Linked DNA regions of Homo sapiens: region 1 is linked to region 2. A link is an interaction called in ENCODE POLR2A ChIA-PET data of the cell type or tissue named here. Cell type or tissue: CD4-positive, alpha-beta T cell. All regions are shown on one strand. Each heading gives the region's core, and the rest is flanking DNA. Links, peaks and the distances in the headings are about the cores only.

The links. ChIA-PET counts read pairs that join two places held together with the same protein. Peaks named below come from ENCODE experiments on the same cell type or tissue, not always from the same donor. Only the 100,000 strongest peaks of a DNase experiment are listed, where the experiment ranks them.
Region 1: POLR2A ChIA-PET joins it to region 2 with 5 read pairs; 8 of 35 experiments call an interaction of 5 or more read pairs at or near these places.

What each region holds. Positions count from the first base shown.
Region 1 is chr22:40,197,228-40,209,519 of GRCh38, forward strand. The region is part of intron 1 of TNRC6B (trinucleotide repeat containing adaptor 6B); the gene reads left to right. Among named protein-coding and RNA genes, the nearest start is that of TNRC6B, 25 kb to the left of the region's middle. In CD4-positive, alpha-beta T cell, for the core only: no CTCF peak of the experiment used is centred there; a DNase peak (open chromatin) is centred at 6,514; H3K27ac peaks cover 1,192 bases.
Region 2 is chr22:40,283,873-40,296,164 of GRCh38, forward strand. It overlaps TNRC6B (trinucleotide repeat containing adaptor 6B), which reads left to right. Exons shown (of 23, transcript NM_001162501.2): 12 at 1,773-1,898. Among named protein-coding and RNA genes, the nearest start is that of ADSL, 56 kb to the right of the region's middle. In CD4-positive, alpha-beta T cell, for the core only: no CTCF peak of the experiment used is centred there; DNase peaks (open chromatin) are centred at 5,629, 6,229 and 6,479; H3K4me3 peaks cover 269 bases; H3K27ac peaks cover 3,705 bases.

The DNA of each region.
Region 1 (12,292 bases), core at 3,453-8,452, 87 kb before region 2:
TGTGCAGAATAGGAGGTCTTTGGGAGCATCCCTGGCTGGCTGCTGAAAGGTGTTTTTCTTGTTTTTTTTTGAGACAGAGTCTCACACTGTTGCCCCTCGCTGGAGCGCAGCACATGGCTTGATCTCAGCTCACTGCAACCTCCACCTCCCGGGTTCAAGCGATTCTCCTGCTTTTCAGCCTCCCAAGTAGCTGGGATTACAGGTGCCTGCTACCACACCCAGGCTGATTTTTTGTATTTTTAGTAGAGACGGGGTTTCACTATGTTGGCCAGGCTGTTCTCAAACTCCTGACCTCATGATCTACCCCCCTCGGCCTCCCAAAGTGCTGAGATTACAAGCATGAGCCACCGCACCCAGCCGAAAGGCGTTTTTCTTTTTCTTTTTTTTTTTTTTTGAGACAAGTCTTGTTCTGTTGCCCAGGTTGGAGTGCAGTGGTGCGATTCATAGTTCAGTGCAGCCTCGACCTTCTGGGCTCAAGCTGAGATCCTCCTGTCTCAGCCACGCAAGTAATTGGGACTACAGGCATGAGCCACCGTGCCTGGCTAATTAAAAAAAACTTCTTTTAACAGAGACAGGGTCTCCCTGTGCTGCTCAGGCTGGTCTTGAACTCCTGGGCTCAAGTGATTCTCCCACCTCAGCCTCCCAAAGCGCTGGGATTACAAACATGAGCCACCATGCCTGGCCCATTTTTTCTTTTTAAGCAACATGACAGATTAACTAAAAAAGAAAAATCACTGAATGGTTAAAAAGTTTACTTCAGGTGATTAATTGAAAAACCAATTGATTAATAAAGACATTTTTAAAGGATCTAAACTGTATTGAGTTTAAGTTGTAATTCTTAAAGCATAATCAGAAGGCTTATCAAAGCTATAACGAAGAAAATAGAAGTCATTTGTAATTAGACAATAATTAAAGGCAAGTACATGCCCAGTGATTTTAAAGTGCTTGAAAACAATTAGTTTTCTTAAGTAGGTTAAATATCTGGGTTACAAGCTTGTTTACACTATTAATTTACTTAGCAAACCTGTTCTTCATAGATGATGCAAAGTTGAATTTTAGTTTGGCCGTCTGAATTATTACAAGTTCTAACTTAACAGATATTCTTTAAAAAATACATTTTTACATTAATTCTTTTTAATTTTAAAAGCATTCTTCTTTTCTCTCTCTTTTCCTTCCTGAACAGTTCAGTCCTAGAGGCTATTAAGTGGGCTCAGCAAGGTGTTGGCCTGGCCAGGGGTATCAGAGCCTGAGTAGGATGAGGAGGGAGGGTCTGGTGTGCTGTGTCAGAGCCCAGGAGAGGTGAGAAGGGCATCCATTGCTTCTGGGATGCCCTTCCTGTATTGATTGGTTGAATATAGGAGGATTGATGAAATAAGTATGTTCAGGATAATGGCCCCCAGCAGCTCTCACTGTTGAAGAACATTACAGATATTGGAAAGGAGACAGCTAGAATTAACCCTGTGATGCTAGATCGGAATCAGAAGTATTGGTGTGAATGCCTGGATTTTAATAAGGACCGATAAAAATAGCAATAAAATCTTTGCAAAAGGCATGCATGCATGTGTATTTATATGCATATGTGTGTGCACATACATACGCACATCTGTTTCCTAGTTCTGTTGGTAGTAGAGGGGGAGGGTGCCTGGGAACAGCAGTATTCCAATAGCAGTGAGTGTATCAGGTTTCTAGATCTTGGCTTCTATATCCCATTTTCCACTAAAAGGAACCCCAGCTGCTTGGAGAAATGGCTGATTATAGGATTGGAGCAGGAATGTTTAACATGAGCCTGGAACATCTTGGGTTAGAAAGCAAAGAAGTCTTCAAAGAGTGATGAAAACATGCCAAAAGGACCCAGAGTCAGTTTGAAGCGGTTCCCACTGGCCAAATCTGAGTTTATTTCAAAATTTAAGAAGTGATAGTCATGGATTAGAACCTGCTGAGTAAAAAAGAAAACTAAGAGTTCTCACACAGCTTCACCTACTTTGTAAGAAAACCTATGTACGGACTTATCAGTAAATTCAGCATTTGAAGAATGGGTTCTCTAAATTTCAAAGTACTTCTTCAAAAATACTTAATGATTACAAAGGAGAAAAAGAGCAACTTTCCAATGGAGAGGCCTGGCAGATGCCACCTTAACCAGGTAATCCCAGCAGTGGAACAAATTGAAATCATGCCACCTGCTAGGATGCAAAGAGAACACACCATTCCCTCTGCAGTGTTCCTGCCAAGGCACATGACCTCAATCTAATTATGAGGAAATGATAGGCAAACCTGGTTGGAGTGACATTCTACAAAATAACTGGCCTGTAATCCTCAAAAATTTCAGGGTCATGAAAGTCAAAGCAAGACCAAAGAATGATTCTAAACCGAAGGAGACTAAAGAGACATGTCAACTAAATGCAATATGTGATTCTGACCTCGATCTTTTTACTATAAAGGCTATTGCTGGGACAGGTGACGAAGCTTACATGGGGCTTGAGGATTTAATGATAGAAATGTATCAGCGTTAATGTTCTGATTTTGATGGTTGTATTATGGTTATGTAGGACTGTGGTTTGGTTTTTGTTGTTGTTGTTTTTCTTTTGAGACAGAGTCTGGCTCTGTCGCCCAGGCTGGAGTGCTGCAGTGGCACGATCTCAGCTCACTGCAACCTCCGCCTTCTGGGTTCAAACGATTCTCATGATGCCTCATCCTCCCTACTAGCTGGGATTAAGGCATGTGCCACCATACCCGACTAATTTTTGTATTTTTAATAGAGATTGGGTTTCACCATGTTGGCCAGGCTGGTCTTGAACTCCTGACTTCAAGTGATCCGCCCGACTCGGCCTCTCAAAGTGCTGGGTTTACAGGTGTGAGCCACAGTCCCTGGCCTAGTGATTTGGTTTTGTTTTTTGGGAAAACACATACTAAAGTATTCAGGGTGACAGGGCCTCAAGTTGACAACTTCCCCTCAATGGTTCTGGGGAGAGACAGTTCTTGGTACTATTCTTGCAAATTTACATAAGTTTGAGATTGTTTCAAAATTTTAAAATAATTTAAAAAGTAATATTCTTTTTTTTTTTTTTTTTTTTTTTTGAGACAAGAGCTTCACTCTTGTTGCTCAAGCTGAAGTACAGTGGCATGATCTCGGCTCACTACAACCTCTGCCTGCCGGGTTCAAGCGTTTCTCCTGCCTCAGCCTCCCGAGTAGCTGGGATTACAGGCGTGCACCCCCACGCCCAGCTAATTTTTTGTATTTTTAGTAGAGACGGGGTGTCATCATGTTAGCCAGGCTGGTCTCTAACTCCTGACCTCAGGTGATCTGCCCGCCTCGGCCTCCCAAAGTGCTGGGATTACAGGCGTGAGCCACCGCGCCCGGCTAAAAAGTAATATTCTTGCCTAAAATTTAAATCATGAGAAGTACATAAAATTAAATGTTCCCTATTTCTTATTTTAGCCTCCCCTTTTAAGCATTTTATTTATGTATGTATGAATGTATATGTAATATATGTTGTAGGTCATATTGAGTATTTATGATATGCTAGGCACAGGCACACTGTATTCCTGGGAATTACAATGGTCATCAGTCAAAACCCCTGCCACTAGAGCTGCATGGCCTTGTGTTATTTGGAGAAGCCATCATTTCTTTAAGTTCCCTCTCATGAGAGGCAGTGGAATGTGATGGTGGTGGGAGCTCAAGCTCTATATTCGTATCCCAGCCCTGCCAGCAACTGTGCTGAAATCTTACTCAACTTCACTGTGCCTCCGCCTCCTTATCTGCAGGCTGGAGATGTGTCTCATCCCCATTTAACAGAGCTGTTGTGAGCATCACACGTGGTGATACACGTAGGGTGCTATACTTGTGGGTGGCACATGGCAAGCACCTGGTAAATGGTAGCTCCCACTGAGGGACGTTTAGGTTATCATTCGTACTTTTATAAATCTAAAAATTGCCTTGTATACATTTTTGCACACTTACACTTTAGAATCTTTAAAAAAAATTTGGCTACCTTTCTGTTGTGAAGTTTTGCTTTTAGTGGCTTTGTTAGAGTGCTGTGAAAAACTAGATGGAGAATAGGGAACATGTCTCTGAAAGTCTGTGCCATATAGGGCTGGAACTTGAGCAGTATGAGATAAATACTGGCTTATTTTCAGATTTTTCTCTGCTCAAGGGTTGGCCTACTAAAGTTGTTTTTATGTGGTGTTTGGTGCATTTTCTTTTTCTTTTTCTTTTTTGTTTTTTTTTTGAGACAGGGTCTCACTCTGTCACCCAGGCTGTAGTGCAGTGGCATGATCATGGCTCACTGCAGCCTCGACCTCCTGGACTCAAGTGATCTTCCCACTTCAGCCTCCTGAGTAGCTGGGACTACAGGCGTACTCTACTACACCTGGCTAATTTTTTATTTTTTGAAGAGACAGGGTCTCGCTGTGTTGCCCAGGCTGGTGGGACTCAAGCGATCCTCCCACCTCGGCCTCTTGAGTAGCTGGGATTAGAGTTGTGAGCCACCACACCCAGCCTCCATTTTCAAATACAGGTTGAGAATCCCGAATCTGAAAATCCAAAATGCTCTACAACCCAAAATGCTCCAAAATCTGAAACTTTTTGAGCACCAGCACGATACTGAGAGTGCTCATTGGAGTATTTCGGATTTCAGATTTTCAGATTCAGGATGCTCAACCAGTAAATTTCATGCAACTATTTCAGAATCCGAAAAAGTTTGAAACACTTCTGTTCCCAGACATTTCAATAAGGAATACTCAATTTGTAATACCATTTTAGAATAGTTAGGCGAGCTTTGCTCAGGTTTGAAAGGGTCACGTAATGTTAATCACTAGGAAATACTTTTGTCTCAAGTAGTGTAAGCCAAGAAAATACTGTCTTGAGAACTTTGCCTGATGAGCTTTGAATGTCAGAGAAAGGAATAATATTAATTCCTACTTCTAGTTGAGTTAAAGTCATTTAATTTGATGTTTTGTTTCTGTATACCCTGCTTGAAAAACCAGAATAGGCTTTTAAAACCTCTAAATGTGTATGTGTTGTTGTTGTTTTTTTGTTTTTTTTTTTTTTGCCTTTGGCAGACCTGTTTTGCAAATGACCAACTTTCTATATGAGTTTTTAACAAGAATGTTGCCACTTGTTACTTTTCACATTTGAAAGAATCAAATAACTTATTTTTAGGGTATTATAATTACAAATAGATTGTGGTTTTCTGCAGTCAGTGGAGGAATGTAAATAAACCATTGCTGCTGTAACTATATATAAACGCATGTAGGACAGGAGATGTGCTTGAAAACTGTGAAGCAAAAAGGAGTCCATCTTTCAGAAAGAGACAACCCTTTTCTTTAAGATAAATCCGATTTATGTGTTGTCTTAAGATAACGAATGACTTGTTTCTCAGTTTTGAAATACATAGCCCACAGTGTTGGATCAACACCTTCATAGCTTCACGAAGACCAAAATATTTCCTCTGTGTCCCTGGCCACAGGGATCCCTAGTCCTTGAAGGTGTATCAGAGGAGTCCATGTGTCGAGTGCCTGCTGGAAGAGGGCCAGGAGTAGACTGCGTGGAGGGGATAACTGCAGGTGGAAGGAGCTCTGCTCTTGACCGTTTACCTCAGAGTCTGCACTACTGGGTATCTCCAAAGTTACAGCTTGTCAGCATTGCTTCCATCCGTCTTATTTCCACACATTTTGTCTTTTCTTGCTAGCCCTTTCCTTCTCGCCCAGGTTTTCACTAATGTTTGATCTAACACACTGAATTTAGTGAGGAGGACTTCAGGCCATTGTCTTAGACTATGATAAGGCCAAGTTCTGTGTTGAATGGGCTTCAGCCTTGCAGGTTGCATTAGCTCAGTAGCAGGTTTCAAAAAATGCTGGCCACTGATCATCAGCCTGTCTTGTTGAGTATAGTAGAGAGAAGTAGTTATTGGTGATCACATGTTGGTGAGCAAACTTAACTGGTAGCTCAAAACATATTTTTGGTTCTAAGCTATGGGTGCTTCCCAGCCAGGTGTCAGGACACTCTGCAAAGACCTAATATGTCACAGCATGCCAGGCTTACCCCTGTCCAGGGTCTGGCCCACCCCCTTAATGGATTCCCACCAGGGTTGTTTCTGGTTCTATGACCCACTTTGCTCTTTCCATCATTTCATGTCCTGCCATTTGCCCTTCCGTAACAAAAGTCACCTTCATGAGAGTACTCCTTGCGTCTGCTTTAATCTCTTCCAGGTATGTCATAAAAATGCAAAAATGTACAAATTTTGTACATTTGGGTGCTATTTGGGTGGGGAGATGGAGAGAAGGAAAACTGAAGAAGGTAAAATAGAATTGGGAAAACAGCCTAAAAAACTCTTTGATTACTTTGATAGATACCACTTATGGTAATTCTTTAGTTATAATAAGCTCTGTATTTAAAATGAAGTTTTGAGACCAAGTGTTTTCTTTCCTTATACAGCCTGAGGTTCAGTCATCAGAACAGAATCGTGTGGTGAGGCCTTCTGCTTCTGCCAATTTTGTTTTGTTTTGTTTTCATTTCCTGCCACATGGCAGGTGCTGCTGAGAAGTACCTTCAGGAACCACTGAATATTCTAGCCCCATCTTTCTAAGGGTTCGGTGATGTAGAATGCTAAAAGGGTTCGGGCTGTTAGTCAGAGAGGGAGGAGGGTGTCCAGCATCGGCGTGGGCCTCTAGTTGTTCTTTTATTGCCCTTTATGATGTGTCTATTTTGCTTTTTCTTTCCTCCTTCAGTTTTCCTTCTCTCCATCTCCCCACCCAAATAGCATCACCTTCCTCAGCCCTCTACTTTTCATCCCTATTCGCTTCTTAATAAATAAAAGCGAATCAAAAAGACAGCAAAGAGAAAGGAGAAACATTTTATAATGCAGAGTTTTGAGCAAAATACTTAACTCTGTGTCTTTATATGCCACCACATCTCTTTAATTTTTAGAGGATATGAATATTTTGTCGTTTGTATTTCATAAGCCATCTGTACTGTGTTCAGACTCTGTGGGTTCTTTGTTGTTTAATTATAGGAAAAGGAGGTATAGGGCAGGAACTTTTTACATACTTGTGAATTTTGGTCAGTCCTGTGAAATGTAAGCCTCTGGCATTTATTCACGGACCATTGGGATAAACCAGGCATGTAGGTTCAATTTTTTTTGCCTTTGTTGGGATGCTGTGGCCAGTAGCCAGGGCCAGTCATTCCAGATTCATCCCCTGCCACTCTAGTCCCCAGGGACTAACAGAGTCCAGACAGTGTACATTTTCCTGGCTACGGGCTTGACCTTCTGCTTCCTCTGTCCCACTGCATTCCAAAAATGCTAACAAGTGACTAGCGAGCGTAAATTTTATGTGTTGCAAAAGCAGTTGTGGAACTTGGGTTTCAATGTTTGCACCACTATTTGTAAGCAGGATGTTATCTCTAAATGATACATGTGTAACTGACCCAGGGGGGCTGCCTGGCCTCCTTGATGCTCTTCTGTGAGAATAATTGACTCTGGTAGTGACAGAGCTGCCTGCGGCTACTAAGAAGCTCTGCTGTACTTAGGCCACCTGCCATTGTTCTGTCTCTGCTGCTGCTGCTGCTTTTTCTATTTTTAATAAGTTGCCAATTACTTGGTTTTTATAGTGATACCAACAGTTCACTAAAATGGGCATAGGAAAAATGTAGTTGGTTTCTAACCTTCAATTTCACTTATCCAGTGAAATTAATGACATTAAACACTTTCATCAGTTATTATTGTGAAAGTACAGGTACATTTTTATCTTACTGAACATCATGGTTTAGTTTTTCCATTTTGAAGACAGTATACAACTATGTAGCTAAGAGCAGTTTGCCTAACATATGTTAATTTTCACAATGATAATCTCAGGTGTGTTCCACAGATGTGATCTAATAAATTGATCAACTGTTCCTGACCACTACTGGGCCACACTGGAGTGTGCTGAGTTCCCACCTCATAGTGAAAATTGTCAGGATCTTTTGTCTGTTGCATTCACTGATTACCTCAAGCACTTAGTAGAAGTTTAATAAATATTTGTAGCATTGTAGTAAGCAAACAAATGTAATTAAGTAGATGGTGTTCACAGATTATCCATTAATATAAGGTGAGACCAAAGTTTTGTGCACCAGTACTGAAAAGGGATTACTTGGTATTGGCTAAGGTCAGAAGATTACTGGTATTCTAGATATGCTGATTCTGTGGCTTATAGATTAAGAAAGAATTTAGATATATATTAATGTAATTACTGAAAATCACTAGAATGGTTCACTGTTGGTTTGTCCATAGAAACACTAATCATCATCAACCTAGAAGCTTTGGGATCTAGGTGAAGTCCATTACTGAATCTTGAAAATGAGTCATTAATCTGAAAATTGACAGTTAAGCATTGAGCATTTTTAAGAAAGTAATTGAAAAAATATCTGGAAACTACCACTGCCTAACAGTAATACTAGTTTTATGACATTCTTGGTTTACTGTATTATCTAATTACTTTAAAAATGTAATTGAAAGTGTTGAGTGTTTATCATCTGGAGAGCATTTTATTATAAATTAATCAGAACAGTAGTTTTGAATCCACAAGTGCAGTAAGTTTCAATGCTACTTTGATTGGCAGAACCCACCAAGTGAATTTAGGCAGCCAGAAGGGATTTTGATTATTGGGAAAGTCTTTTTGGGTTCTGAGGTTAAGGTGGATTTTATTCTTCTCATCTGTCATGACGAAGGGGTGATCCACGCAATAGTACTTAAGAAATAATGCAGTAGAGCCACATGCTGGCTTCCGTTTCCAGAGCTGCCTCCTGGGCCTTTACCTCTTTAAGCCTCAGTTTTCTCAACTGTACAGTGAGCTTCATAGAATTTTCCTCAGGAAAGTGAGGTTTACACATTTAGGGAAATGTCCAACACATAATGAGCCCAGAAATATATTTTTTTAATTTTTTATTTTTTGTTTTTTTGAGCATGGACATATTAGATATTAATATAGTTACTAAAATATCTGATTTCTGTATGAGATGCTCATTAAAGAACTTATTGGTGTAAGTATATGATTGGGTACTGTTTCTAAAGATCAGCAAAGTTTTGTCTTTTTTATTTAAACGATTCCCTGCTTAAGAATATAATTTTTAAAAGTATACCATTATAGTACCAAGAGAAAATACTAGAAATGTGGGACCAGACCTGACAAGACCTTCATGGGAGAAAATGTAAAATTATATCAGAAGACATTAAACTAACATCTAAATAGACAGAGCTTTGTCATGTTCATGGTTAAGAAGGCTCAATTATTTTTAAAAATGTCAATTCTTCTTGAATTGGTATATAAATTCAAAGTAATTCCCATAAAAACGCCATGCTTTTTTTCTGAAACTTGATAAGATGATTTTAAAATTTATATGGAAAAGAGAAATGACAGGAACAACAAGTGGGAGGATTTAACCTGCTAGATCCCTTGCCGTAAAGCTGTAGTAACGAAGAGCAGTGTGGTGTAGATGCAGGGGCTGAGGTGGGTCAGCGCGTAAGTGGGAAGCCTAGACAAGACCGCCACGCGTACATGGAATCTTGCTCTGTGGCGGAACTGGCCTGACAGTAGGGAGAGGCGACAGGTGACACTGCAGTTTAGTTGGGGAAATAATGGACTTTTCGACAAGTGCTCTGGGATACTTCATATGGATTGCGTTAGTCTCTTAGGGCCGCCGTAACAAAATACCACAAACTGAATGGCTTAAAACATCGGACGTTTATTCTCTCACAGTTCTGGAGGCTAAAAGTCCAAAATTACTCGACCTCCGAAGGCTCTAGGAAGAATTGCTCCCCATCTCTTCCTAGCCTCTGGTTGCTGGCAGTCCTTCACGTTCATGCCTTAGAGCTGCATCACTTCAGTTTCTGCCTCTGTCTTCACATGAATGTCTTTGCCTTGTAAGGATCAAGTCATACACCACATACAAAAATAAATACCAAATGGATTCAGATAAATATGAAAAAAATTATTTCTAGAAACAAATATGGAAGAATATTTATGACCTTGGAGCAGGGATGATTAAACAGGATAACATGGCTGGGCGCTGTGGCTCACGCCTATAGTTCCAGCACTTTGGGAGGCTGAGGCAGGAGGACTGCCTGAGCTCAGAAGTTCGTGGGCACCTCTACTGTGGTCACACCACTGCACCCCAGCCTGGGCGATGGAGTGAGACCCTGCCTCAAAAAAAAAAAAATATATATATATATATATATATATATGTATAATAAAATAAACGTAACAAGAATGAAAAAGTTGATACATGTTCATTATATCATGATAAGAACTTAAAGTCACCAAATGACATTATGGCCAAAGTGAGAGACAAGCTAGGAGAAGATATTTTCAGTACCTGTGATCAACAGAGGATTTATATCCAGAATACAATGCAGAACTCCTACTAATCAATAAGAAAAAGACCTAGTAGAAGAAAAAAATGCTCAAAAGAAACATAGAAATTTCACAGTAGAGAAAATCCAAATGGCCAATAAATGTGGAGGGGGAAATACAACTTAATTAGTAATCAAGGAAATGCTAGTTAAACCACAATGAGGTCCCATTTTATACTCATAAAATTGGCAAAAATTAAAAGAATTAAGAAAATACCGGCCAGGAGCAGTAGCTCACACCTGTAATCCCAGCACTTTGGGAGGCTGAGGTGGGCAGATCACGAGGTCAGGAGATAGAGACCATCCTGGCTAACACGGTGAAACCCCATCTCTACTAGAAAAATACAAAAAATTAGCCGGGCATGGTGGCGGGCGCCTGTAGTCCCAGCTACTCGGGAGGCTGAGGCAGGAGAATGGCGGGAACCCGGGAGGCGGAGCTTGCAGTGAGCTGAGATGCGCCCGTCTCTCCAGCCTGGGCAATAGAGTGGGACTCCATCTCAAAAAAAAAAAAAAAAAAAAACAAAAAAACAAGAAAAAAACAAGTTTTGGTGTGGTTATGGAATAGCAGGAGCTTTTACTTTTCTGGTGGGAGTGTAAATTGTTGAAACCACTTTGGAAAAGAGTGTAGCAATGTCTAGTAAAGTTGGAAAACATGGACACTCTATGAGCCAGCAGTTTCAGTTGTGGGCTGGTAACCTACCCCACAGAAGAGCTGTATGCATGTACAGGAGGCATGCCCTAAGATGTCTGCAGCAATGTGGCTTGTCCTGGCAAAAATTGGAAACCTTAATGCCCATCAGTAGGCAAATGTATAAATACAGCGTGGTACTCTTTACATTTACATGAATTTTAGGGACATAGCATTGTGTGAGAAAAACAAGTTGCAGAAGAATAAAGTAATAAAATTCCACTTAAGAAACTCAGAAATACAACTGAAATGTTGTTTAGGTTACCAAGCATGGTGTGGTCAATCAAGGGAGTGCTAAGTTAAGGGGAAGTTAACGCTTGTGGAGTAGGGAAAGGTGGGATTATACAGGGGGCTTCTGAGTACCGGAAAGGTTATTCCTTAAGCTGAGTGGAGGGTATATAAAAGTTATTTTGTATGTATTAAATATGTAATAAAAATTTTTCTCCAGAAGTTTTATTATTTTTTAAGAGTGGAAAAATAACACAAATGTCATCTCCATCCAAAAAGTAATTCAGGCACTGAGTACTTATTTTTAAATGCGTTTTGAATTCTTTGCCAATGAGAGATGCCTGAAACACGGAAAGGAAAGACCTAGTGATCCTTGTTTGTCCCATGACATTGGCATTGAGAGGCGTCTGCCTCTGTAGACATGACAGTGTATCTCAAGAGCAGCCTGAAGGAGGTTTTAGTGGCATGTGAAAGCACCGTCAACATTTTTATCAGAGCAACAATATGCCTATCCCCTGTTCATTTTATTATTATTATTATTTTTTGGCAACTAAGTAATTGAGCCAGATGGAAAATGTTTCCCACATTAGGTTCTCTTTCAGCTTTCATGCATGTCAGCCATTTAATTTTGCTGTTCCTAATCTCCTAATGATAAGACTTCAAAATGTGAATAATTGGCTAAGAGAGTCCAATTTATTCTCTAGAACAGAAACTTCTAAAGATAGCTTATACCTGCCCCCTTTCTACCAATATCCATTTAGTTAATGGATAGTAAGAACAAAATAATAAAACCAGCTTTTATTTCTTCCTAGCCTGTCTGAACATGCAGTCATCTGGTTGGTTAGCAGTTGAAAAGGCCCAAACCTTTATCTCACCATAAGAACATGGGCTTGGAAATCAGACAAACAAACCTAGATTCACGCCTCATCTCTGCACTTACTATGAGTAAAAACTCTGTAATTTACTTAAAGGCTCTGAACCTCGGTTCAGG
Region 2 (12,292 bases), core at 3,680-8,679:
TTGCCAAAAAATGGATTCTGGCAGGAACTTTAGTTACCAGTAACCCCACCGTCCAAGGACCAGTCGTGAATAATTGACATCTAATAACTAAGTCATTACTTTGATGATAAAGTGAGAAAGATCGTAGCAGAATATCCTTGGTGAAATAAATGTTTCCTGTTTTCTTGGAGGTGATCAGGGTGGCGAAGCTACTGACTACCACGATCTGAGGAAAGTTAGGGCTGTGTGTTGGTAAGACAGCAGCAGCAGAGATTTAGAGTTTCTAGAATTAAAGGTCTTCTCATGTTTCAACAACCCTTGGGGAGACATAAAATTCGTGATGAATCTTTGATTTATGAGATACACAGATTTTAATTGCCATTTCGACTTTATGTTTAGAATCATTTTTATTTTCAATGCTTTTAAGTTCACTAATTTCCCTACAGCAGTCCCTTAATCTATTTTTTAATCATTAAGCCATCACAGTATTTTTAGTGTTGTAGGTTTTAATGAAGCCATTACAAAATTCTTTAAAATTACCTTAATCCATGTGATTCCAGGGTTATGATAATGGTGGTGATTTCAATTCAGGGTATATGTATAATACTCAGTATAAGCAGTGATGCAGCTGTCTTTGCTGAAGGTATTCAGTGGGACATTTTCCGGTGTGTGGAATTGGTGGGTCATGGATATTTACAGATGATATATTCATCCTACAGACTGGGGATTTATTGAGTTCTGGGAATACGAAGAGGGAAAGATTTAACAGTAGAAAGACAGAATGGAAAATAACTATAGTGTGGTTTGATGAGTTTTAAAGCGTTTTGAGATTGGAGAGGTGGGCCCAGTTAATCTGAATGTGAAATCAGGAAGATGTTTTGGGGAAGACTTCCTTGATGAGGATGACCTCCAAGCTGGGCCTTGAAGAGGTCAAGTGAAGATGGTATCAGAAAGAACCTCAGGCAGAGAGAACACAGTGTTGCATTATTATCAAATATGGTTTCTTCGCTGAAGGACTTTTCTCAGCTAGAAACCAGTCAGAAAGGAAGGGCCACCATATAACCCAACTCTCTTAGTTATCTCATTGGAATAGTGTAGAAGTGCTCCAGTGAGTTGGGCCTCCAGAAAGGAGGGAGTTCCGCTTATTTTTAACTAGACTGATATGTGTTTGAATGAGAAGTTACAGGTGAGTAATGTTTATTTTGGTGTCCCTGTAATGGTTTTTACTTTCTCCCTTTCTTCCTTTTCTATCTCACTGGGTAATTGAGTCACATTTCCTCATCTGTCAAAGAAAGGATTGAGCAGATCCAGGACAAGGAAGGGTGCTAGGCTCACTCTTGGACGGCAGAGAAATCACATCATAATGTTTTATAAATACAACTGATAACTATTCATAAGGCTGCATTTTTACTCAGGTGCCTTTCAAGATGGAGCTCAGATTATAAAGTTTGAGAATAAATTTGGTAAACCCAATCGCAAAGAAGAGTACTTGAAATAAATGTTATGTTGCCTATATCTTTGGTTCACAAAAAAGAATGTAGGACTTTTCCTAATATTTGATGACATTGAACCCTTTCCGTTTATAGAGTTCTTCAAACTGTACAGGTGCCCATGAGTCAATCTGAGTAATTGCCCCAAGCCTTCTAAGATAAGGAACTTCTCAGTTACAAAATTCTGTTATTCCATCGAACACAGCCTGTGATTCTTCTGAGGGATCTAAAAGACCAGAACTGTTTCTTACTTGCATTTTCTTATGTTAACAAAAAGCCTTACTGCTGCTTTTCTGTTTACAGGGCGGTAGTCATGGTTTGTTTGGAAACAGCACAGCACAATCGAGAGGTCTGCACACACCCGTGCAGCCACTAAATTCTTCTCCCAGTCTCCGGGCGCAAGTGCCTCCCCAGTTTATTTCCCCCCAGGTAAGCAATTTTACGTTCCTGTGATTCAAAATGAAAGACCATTTCACATCATTACCAGTTGTTAACTGATTTTTGTGGGCATAAAAAGAATGATAGTAAGTAGCATAAAATATGAAAAAGCCATCTTTTCTTGACCTTTTGGCTAAGATCAAGTAGAGTAAAATATGAAATATCTAGCTGCCAAAGATGAAGACTTTTAGAACAAAATCTCAAATCTCATTTTTTATTTCATCATGCATACCAACAAAGTAGATATTTTTGCATGAAAAGCTTATTATTCTATTCCTTTTAGATCTCCTATTTTTCTAACTATATTTTTTGAAACTGCATATAATTAAAACTGCTTTATAAGTTCTGATGTGTCAATGTTCAGAGGCTGGTTGCCCTCAAGGATTCACCCAAAGATAAAAAGAGAATTCAGCCTGGCACAGTGGCTCATGCCTGTAATCCCAGCACTTTGGGAGGCCAAGGTGCTTGAGGCCAGGATCACTTGAGTCCCGGAGTTTGAGACCAGCCTGGCCAACATGGCGAAACCCTGTTTCTGCCAAAAAACACAAATTAGCCAGGCATAAAGAACAAAACAAAAATTAGCTGGGCATGGTGGCACATGCCTGTAATCCTAGCTACTCAAGAGGCTGAGACAGTAGAATCGCTTGTACCCAGGAGGCAGAGGTTACAGTGAACCGAGATGATGCCACTGCACTCCAGCCTGGGTTATAGAGCGAGACTCCATTTCAAAAAAAAAAATAGAAAATGAGAATTGCCAGATTCTGGATTATTCTGAAAATGTTGAGGAGCTGTATGCCAACATAGCAATTAGGTGCTCTAGGGGGAGTTTTAGAACTAATGAAGTAGCAGAGACTCCTGGATTCAACTCTTATTCATGAGCAGCTCTGTGTACGACATAGTCCATTGGATACCATGGGAACCATTTAGGTCTGTCCCTTAGTAGGAGATGTGCAAAGAGATGGTGCTTTGTTTTGGGGATAAAGGTGAGAGATTTGTGTTAGTCTACCACATACTTTCCCTGTTCCCCTTTGTGAGAAAGCAGGCGTGAGGATAGAGTAATAGCTGATAAGCTCATGCAAGGATTCAGTGTGTGGCCTTAGTCCCTCCTTAGAATGTTATTTTAATAAACCAAGCTTTGAGTCTGTTTCATCCTTAAAAGAAGATGGGAGCGCTTATTAGATCCAACCAGCAGGTTGTAAAGGTTCAGTTTTTGTTGTTTTTGTGTTTTTATTTATTTTTATTTTTTGGAGGTAGAGTCTCACTCTGTCACCCAGGCTGGAGTGCAGTGGTGTGATCCATAGCTCATGGCAAGCTCAAACTCTTGGGCTCAAGCAGTCCTCCCTCCTCAGCCTCCAAGTAGCTGGGGACTACAGATGCACACCACCAAGCTTGGCTGGTTTTAAGTATTGTGTAGAGGTGGAGTCATGCTATGTTGCCCAGGCTGGTCTCAAGCTCCTTGACTCCAGCAGTCCTTCCACCTCAGCCTCCCAAAGCACTGGGATGACAGGCATGAACCACCGTGCCCAGCCTGTTTTGTTTTTTGAAATGCCCTTTAAGACCAGGGCTTAAAATATTTATTTGAAAAGATCAACTATAGATTTCAAATTCTAGTTTTAATGTTCTGAGTCTGTATCTTTCTTAGTGGGGGAGGTCAGGTTTCTCCACACCCCTTCCTTGCCTCCCCGTCATCACCACCAACTGCCTCTCCAAGGTCTTGCCTGGGAGTCTGGGACTGTGTCCCCTTGGCACCTCTCCTCTTCTTTCCCTCTAAGTTCCAGTCATCCTTCAAGCCCCAGGTAGAGGTTTGTCCTTTAGACAGAGCCATTTCTGACTTCCCTGGCACTCTACAATGGCAGTGTCTTCTTAAGTCTTGGAGCATACACATACTTTACAGTATCCTTTGGTATCAGGCTGACAGTCATCCATGGTTATCAAATATCTGTAGCATGTTAGATAATGTCTTCATCGTGCACAGATGGAGAAAATGCCATCTCTCTCTCTGCAGCCTCTTGGAGTTGGTGGCAGAGGGGTGGGTTGAGGTGAGGAGGAGGTGATAGCAGAATTCCCAGCAGATAGTGTGATAAATGTATAGAAATGTTTAACAGAGTTTGGGTAATCGGCTGAGCCTTCACACTAGCAGTGACGTCTGAGTCTTAAAGAATGAGTCAGAATTTTCTGAGCACACCAGATTAAAAGTGCCTTCTAAGCAGCAGGAGCCTCATGTGCAAGGGGCAATAATATCTAGAAGAACATAGCATTTGGGGGAAAGGCAGTTACTCTGAATAATTAGTTAGAGCTTGTTGAAACGTACACACAAATGCACACACACTGTCTTAGAATAGAAAAGAAAGGAACTAGACAAGAAGTATGGGACCAAATTTGGAAAAGGTGTTTGCTTTGCTTAGGATTTGGGACTTGGCCCTATGGGCCAATCCTTTTCAACGTGGTTTACAACCATTATTTGGGTTGCTACTTAAAGACACAGTTCCCAGGTCTCCAGTCTTCTGTGACAGGTGGCTTTGGGACTTAGTCACCCCCGTGTGATCTTTATGTGCACTTACAGTTTGGCCACTGCTGTAGACAATATACTATTAAAGATTTTTCAGCTGAGTAGTGATGTAGGAAAATTTAAGGTTTAGAAGATGCTGGGTGCAGTGGCTCACACCTGCAATCCCAGCCCTTTGGGAGGCTGAGGCAGGCAGATTGCTTCAGCCCAGGAGTTTGAGACCAGCCTGGACCACATAGTAAAACCCCATCTCTACAAATTTTTTTTTTTTTTTTGAGTTGGAGTCTCACTCTGTTGCCCAGGCTGGAGTGCAGTGGCACAATCTCTGCTCACTGCAACCTCCGCCTCCCAAGTTCAAGTGATTCTCCTGCCTCAGCCTCCCGAGTAGCTGGGACTACAGGAGTGTGCCACTATGCCTGGCTAATTTTTGTATTTTTAGTAGAGACGGCATTTCACTATGTTGGCCAGGCTGGTCTCGAACTCCTGACCTCCTGATCCACCCGCCCTGGCCTCCCAAAATGCTGGGATTACAGGCGTGAGCCACTGTGCCCAGCTTTTTTTTTTTTTTTTTTTTGAGGCAGAGTCTCTCTCTCACTCAGCTCACTGCAACCTCCACCTCCTGGGTTCAAGTGATTCTTGTGCCTCAGCCTCCTGAGTAGCTAGGATTACAAGCATGCGCCACCACGCCTGGCTAATTTTTGTATTTTTAGTAGAGATGGGGTTTCACCATGTTGGCCAAGCTGGTCTGGGACTCTTGACCTCAAGTGATCCACCCCACCTTGACCTCCCAAAGTGCTGGGATTACAGGCGTGAGCCACCGCGCCCAGCCTACAAAAAATTTTTTTTAATGATCCAGGCATGGTGGTGTGTACCTTTAGTCCCAGCTGCTCAGGAGGCTGAGGTGGGAGGATAGATTGAGTCTGGGAGGCGAGGCTGCAGTGAACCACGATCAAGCCACTGCACTCCAGCCTGGGCAACAGAGCAAGACCCCGTCTCAAAAAAGAAAAAAAGAGGAAGGGAGGGAGGGAACAAACAAACACTGGAAGTAATATAGAGGACATGTTTGAATGGCAGGAGTACTAGAGCAAAAGAGTGCAGTTGCAGGACTAGTACAGGAGTCTAGGTAAGGCAGCGACAGTGGGAATTAACCTTCTTGTGGAAGTCACCTCTGATCTTTTCCTTGCATAATATGATGATCTGTTCTCTAGTCTCTTCTTACTCAGTGTATCAGCAGCATTTGACAGAGTTCCCCTCCTTTCTGAAGCACTTCCTGTGTTTGGCTTTTGGACACCTACTACACTGGTTCTCCATCTGCCTCTCCTTCTCCATCTCCTTTACGAGTTCCTCCTCAAGTTCTCAATACATATTCAGCAGAATGTCCCAGATCTCAACCTTCGAACCTCTCCTCACCATCTGTAGTCAGTGCCAGGTGATCTTACCAAGTGGAATGACTTTAAGCACTGAATTCCAAAATTGTGTCTTCAGCCCACATCATTTTTCCTCAACTCCACAGACTACTCATAGGTTGCCTTACAGGTTAACATGTTCAAAACACAGCTTCTGATCTCACCCCACACTGCCCTCAAAAACATCCCCTTAACTCCCAGCAAATGGCACTCTCATCCTATAGGAGTTCAGGCCAAAAACCTTGGAGCTCGTGACCATGTTCATTGCATCAGTAAGACTGCCCTTCAAACCTTTATCCAAAAGCGGATCCTTTTTTACCACTTTCAACAGCACAGGCCCTGGCCAAGCCACCGCCGTTTCTGTCTAGGTTATTGCAGTGACTTCCTGCCTGTTCCCCACCCTGCCTCGGCTCAACATTTGCCTGTCTCACGTCTGAGTCAGACTGATTCTCTGACACCGCACTGTCCAGTGTGATAGCCGTCAGCCACATCAGCCCTTGAAATGTGGCCGCTGGACTGGAAGCACTGAATTTTAAATTTTATTTTAATTAACTTAAATAGCCACGTCTGGTTCATAGTCACTGTGCAGACAGCACAGACGTAGAACGTGTCGGCGTTGCAGGAAGTTCTGCACAGCACTGTGCTAAAACAAAAGGCAGGTTGTGTTACTCTTTCAGCGGGAATCCCCTCGTGGCTGGTTCTCTCGCTGAGAATGCAAGGCAAAAGCAAAGTCTTTACTCTGGTCTTTGAGGTTCCTGGTGATCCCACCTCCCCACAAGTACAGGTCACTGTCCCATACCTTCATGCTGCTCCAGCCAAGTGGCCCCCACACACCAAGCATACGCTTAGAACATCCTTCCCAGATGGCAGCATGGCTCAGTCTTTATCTCCTTCAGCTCTCTGCTTCTCTGCCACCTTCCCTAGGAGCTTTCTCAGGGCAGCTACGTACAGTGTGCAGCCTGCCCTGTCACTCCCCCACCCCCCGACCCGCTTGCTCCTTGTCTTTTCTCCCTCTCTGCCCCGCGCCTAGGAGTATAATAAGCTTCACAGTGGCAGGGTCTGGGCCTGCTGTGTTCACTGCTGGAGCCTGAGCAGGGCATGTATTTTGAGCTCGGTGACTATATATCAAGTCATGGGAAGATGCATATCAGAGTGATTTCAAAAGTGGAATTGTTGGGAAAGTTGCAGTTAACTTTGTGTGAGAGACTTGGGTACTACAGATCTCTTTATGACCAAAGTGTCTGCTCTACCCAAAAAAGAAAATTACTTGTGTTCCCTCCATTTTTGAATTTTGTTTTATTTATTTAATGCATACTGGGAGCAGAATATTAAATATTGGATTATTCTGTCTTTTCCCAACATTTCTGTATTTCTAAAAAATGAAGCAGTTGGGTAACTCTGAAGAAAGAAAAGGCCAGGCACGGTGGTTTACTCCTATAATCCCAGCACTTTGGGAGACCAAGATGGGCAGATTGCTTGAGCCCAGGAGTTCAAGACCAGCCTGGGCAATATGGCAAAACCTGTCTCTAACAGAAATACAAAAAATTAGCCGGGCATGGTGGTGCATGCTGTAGTCCCAGCTACTTGGGAGGCTGAGGTGAGAGGATGACCTGAGCCCAGGAGGTTGAGGCTGCAGTGAGCCATGGTGACACCGCTGCAATCCAGCCTGGGTGACAGTGATATCCTGTCTTAAAAAAAAAAATGAAAAAGACAAGATAACCACACACAGTTTGGATAGCGGAGAAACAAATTCTTAAAGAAACCTCCAACCCAAATACAATGACAGGAATTATTTTTACTAATTCCCTATTCAGACACTATTCATATACAGGGATGCTTTTCACATTATTGCACTCAGGGTCACTAGAACCTGATGTTAACATTGTGTCCTTGAATTTTCTGCTGTTGCTATGTAGCATTCACGGTGATCATAATGATGTTTCATCAGGTAGATTTACCTTGATTTACTTAACATTCCCTTCCCCCACTGTTGAGTATTAAATTGTTTTTAATTTTTCCCTGTTACAAATAATGCTGCAGAGAAATCCTTATACATAAACCCTTGCCCACATTTTTTCTAAATTTAGTTGCCCAAAATGAAATTTCTGGGTCAAAGCACATTAATATTTTAAAAGGTTTTGATAAATACCAGATTTTATATTCCTTTTGACCACATTATAGGGGCAATCAGTAGTTAATGTAAACATAGAAGATACTGAGGCCGGGCTCAGTGGCCCATGCCTGTAATCCCAGCACTTTGGGAGGCCAAGGCAGGTGGATCACCTGAGATCAGGAGTTTGGGACCAGCCTGGCCAACATGCTGAAACCCCATTTCTACTAAAAATACAAAAACTTAACTGGGTGTGGTGGCAGGCGTCTGTAGTCCCAGCTGCTCAGGAGGCTGAGGTAGGAGAATGGCATGAACCCTGGAGGCGGAGCTTGCAGTGAGCCGAGATCGTGCCACTGCGCTCCAGCTTGGGCGACAGAGCAAGACTCCGTCTCAAAAAAAAAGCCAGGCATGGTGGCGCACACCCGTCTGTCGTCCCAACTGCTCAGGAGGCTGAGGCAGGAGAATCGCTTGAACCCAGGAGGTGGAGGTTGCAGTGAGCTGAGATTGTGCCACTGCACTCTAGCCTGGGCGACAGAGTGAGACTCCATCTCAAAAAAAAAAAAAAAAAGGATGACACTGAAACTTCTAAGATTTGTTACAAATATTCCGGGCCTTGGGTTTCTACCATGCCTGTTTCCTCCAGTTACTCAAATACAATATTGAGAAAGTAACATATTCCAGCAGGCTTTTGTCCTGACTTTAAATTGCTGTCATTTTGCACCTGCAGTGCTTTGTTAAATGCCATATCGATTGCAACAAGATCTTTACTTTCTCCAATCCAGCAGGAGATTGAAGGGCTTTTAAACCAGAATAATTAACTCCCTGAAATGGAGAATGTGCAGACCTGCACCACCGTGATTCCTCTGCAGCCCAGGCGGGCGTGAGCAGGTGTTTGCCTGGAGCCTAGTGGCGCTTTTCCCTGGTCCTTCTGTATTCTTTGGAGAGGGGCAGTACATTTGCAATCCTAAGAAAGGAGAAGTTGAGCACGGCTGGGATAGGAATTTCTCAAAAATTACACTTTTATTGTCTCTAAAATTGTCAGTTTATGGAACATACGAGCTGGTGGCTTCTAAAGATCACTTTCCTATGCTTTTCTTTATATTCTTTCTGCATGTGTCTCTCTGTCTTTAAACAATCTGTTGTTTTCATTTTGCCTTTTTTGCACTTAACCCATATAGTATAGAGCCTCCTTCTTTTGTTGTGCTATTTTTACTTGTATTATTTCAAATATATTCCCATGTGGATTTGGGCAGCTATGGTTCATATGATATTCCATTATATGACTATACCATAATTTACCTATTCTACTACCAGGTCTACTGTTCATAGACATTTGGATTGCTTCTAGATGTTTGTTGTTATGAGCAGTGCTGCTATAATATCCTTTTCTTTTTTTTTTTTTTTTTTTTTTTGAGGCAGAGTCTCCCTCTGTTGCCCAGGCTGGAATGCAGTGGCGTGATCGCAGCTTACTGCAACTCTGCCCCCGGGTTCAAGCAATTCTCCTGCCTCAGCCTCCTAAGTAGTTGGAACTACAGCTGCCAGCCACCATGCCTGGCTAATTTTTGTATTTTTAGTAGAGACAGGATTTCACATGTTGGCCAGTCTGGTCTCGAACTCCTGGCCTCACGTGATCTGCCCACCTTGGCCTCCCAAAATGCTGGAGTTACAGGCATGAGCCACCGTGCCTGGCCTGCTATAATATTCTCATGTTTGTCTCCCAGGATGAATTTCTCGATGGTACTGCTGGGTCACGGGCAGGTTTTACTTTGGTGGTTTCTTTAGCTAATTTTGAGTAGTAGGAATGCCTGAGGGCGGGGGCGGAGGGGGGTAGGGGAATGGTGGGGAATAATGGGTTCTTGCCCTGTTACTGTGTCTCCCATGCTTGCTCCTTGTCTGCCCTGCCCCTAGGAGTGTAATAAGCTTCACAGCAGCAGGGTCTGGGCCTGCTGTGTTCACTGCTGGAGCCTGAGCATCAATAGCTGTGCCGCACATGTATTTTGAGCGCAGTTAATATATATTAAGTCATGGGAAGATGCATATCAGAATGATTTCAAAGGTAGAATTGTTGGGAAAGTGCAGTTAACTTTGTGTGAGAGACTTGGGTGCTGCAGATCTCTTTATGACCAAAGTGTCTGCTCTACCTAGAAAAAAAAAAAAAGGCCAGGCACAGTGGCTCACACTTGTACTTCCAGCACTTTGGGAGGCTGAGACAGGCACTTGAGCCTAGGAGTTCGAGACAAGCCTGGGCAAAATGGCAAAACCCCATCTCTACAAAAAAAAAAAAAAAAAAAAAATACAAAAATTAGCCAGGCATGGTGGTGCATGCCTGTAGTCTCAGTTATTTGGGAGGCTGAGTTGGGAAAATCACTTGAGCCCAAGAAGCCGAAACTGCAGTGAGCCATGATCGTGCCACTGCACTCCAGTCTGGACAATAGAGTGAGACCCTGTCTCAAAAAATCAATCAGTCAATCAGTCAATCAATCAATCAATCAACCTGAGCTCAGTTCTGGAGGCTTTTCAGTCTGAAATCACCACTGTCTGCCTCCATCATCATCCGATGTTCTCCCGTATGTGTCTCTATCTTCACATGGCTTTTTCTTCTCTGTCTCAAAATTTCCCTCTTCATATGAGGACACCAGTTAATGGATTAGGGCCCACCCTAATTCAGTATGACTTCGTCTTAAACTTGAGTGCATCTACAAAGACTCTATTTCCAAATGAGATCACCTTCTGAGGTTCCCAGTGGGCATGAATTTATGGGCAACACTATGTTACCAAATACAGTCGCTAACTGAGATGAATTTAGGATTCACACTGAAGGTGGTACATAAGATTTTATGGATCCTTGAGGTATGGTGGGATAAGAATCCGGTTTGGAACATGGTTTCAATAGCACAGAATATATCTATACTCACCCTCCTTTCCCCCAGACTCAAATTATAGTGAGTTTGAAATTATTATATCAGAGACAGTAAGTTAAGTCACACTGGTGACATTTTGTGTGAATTCAGAGCAGAGATGAAGAGGAGTTGTTATCTGGGGGAAATTGTGGAGGACGTGTTCCTCATGCTCGCCCTAAAACTGGTGCAGAGGCAGCATGCCCTGTAGTGGTGTGCTCACTTGGTGCTCACGTGTGCTTGGAGTACACCTATTAAAATAGAAAGTCAAACAGATTTTTAAATTGGTTGGTAACACTCAGCATCTCTTAGAGGATAGAGAGGAAGCAGCTGGGGGGAACTATTACTTGAAATTAGAGTACTTTCCAAAATGACAGAGTTGATGGGTGGAGTGAAAGTGACAGATCTTGAGAGAAAATGAGCTGATGAGCCTAGTACAGGAAACCTGAACTTGGTCAAATGTTTATAGACTAGAAGAGTGTCAAAGAAAAGATGGGCCAAGCATGGTGGCTCACGCCTGTAATCCTAGCATTTCGGGAGTCCGAGGTGGGTGGATCACTTGAGGTCAGGAGTTCAAGACCAGCCTGACCAACATGGTGAAACCCCGTCTCTATTAAAAAATACAAAAAGGTAAGCGTGGTGGCGGGCACCCGTAATCCCAGTTACTCAGGAGGCTGAGGCAGGAGAATCGCTTGAGCCCGAGAGGTGGAGATTGCAGTGAGCTGAGGTCATGCCATTGCACTCCAGCCTGGGCAACAGAGTGAGACTCCATTTCCAAAAAAAAAAAAAAAAAGAAAGAAAGAAAAGATAGGCATGTAGTCTTGAGAATGTAGCAGAGATGGTGGTTCAAAAGTATTAGGAAACTGAGGAATTTAACTCTGACCGTGATGCCAAAGAATGATGAAATGAGAAGATGCAATGGAGATGGGGAAGCTTTCTGATTAACTTAGTTTATAATGGGACATTTTCAGAAGATGGATAGTAAGGGTAAAAGCAAGCATGAATAAAACACAGAGAAAGCTGAGACTTGCAAAAAAAAATGAGGTAGATTAAAAGAACCTTTAGAGTTTGGTTTGATGCAGTTTGGTGACTAGGAAAGGAATCATTGCCTTGGACTAGTTGTGTAATGCCCAGGGTTTACAGAGTGGAGGTAAAAATTTTTGTTGCTTTTGTTTTTTATATTAAGAAGAAGGACGTTCAAACCAAAAGACAGATCCTAGAGCAGAGAAAGAATTTGTGAAGAGAATTGTGGAGCCCTCCCTGTCTGTGATTTTTGAGGAGTGCTGGGAGTCTTCGAGGGGAGTTTAATGACACCCATCTTTCCTGCCCGCATTCTGAATGTTTAAGGCAAAAGAGGAAAACATATTGGGGCCACAGTACCCTCTTTACTACCAACAAAGCAGATAATGGAGAACGTGCGTACTTCCTAATACCGAATTCCAGCCTTAACCCAGAGTCACCGTAAT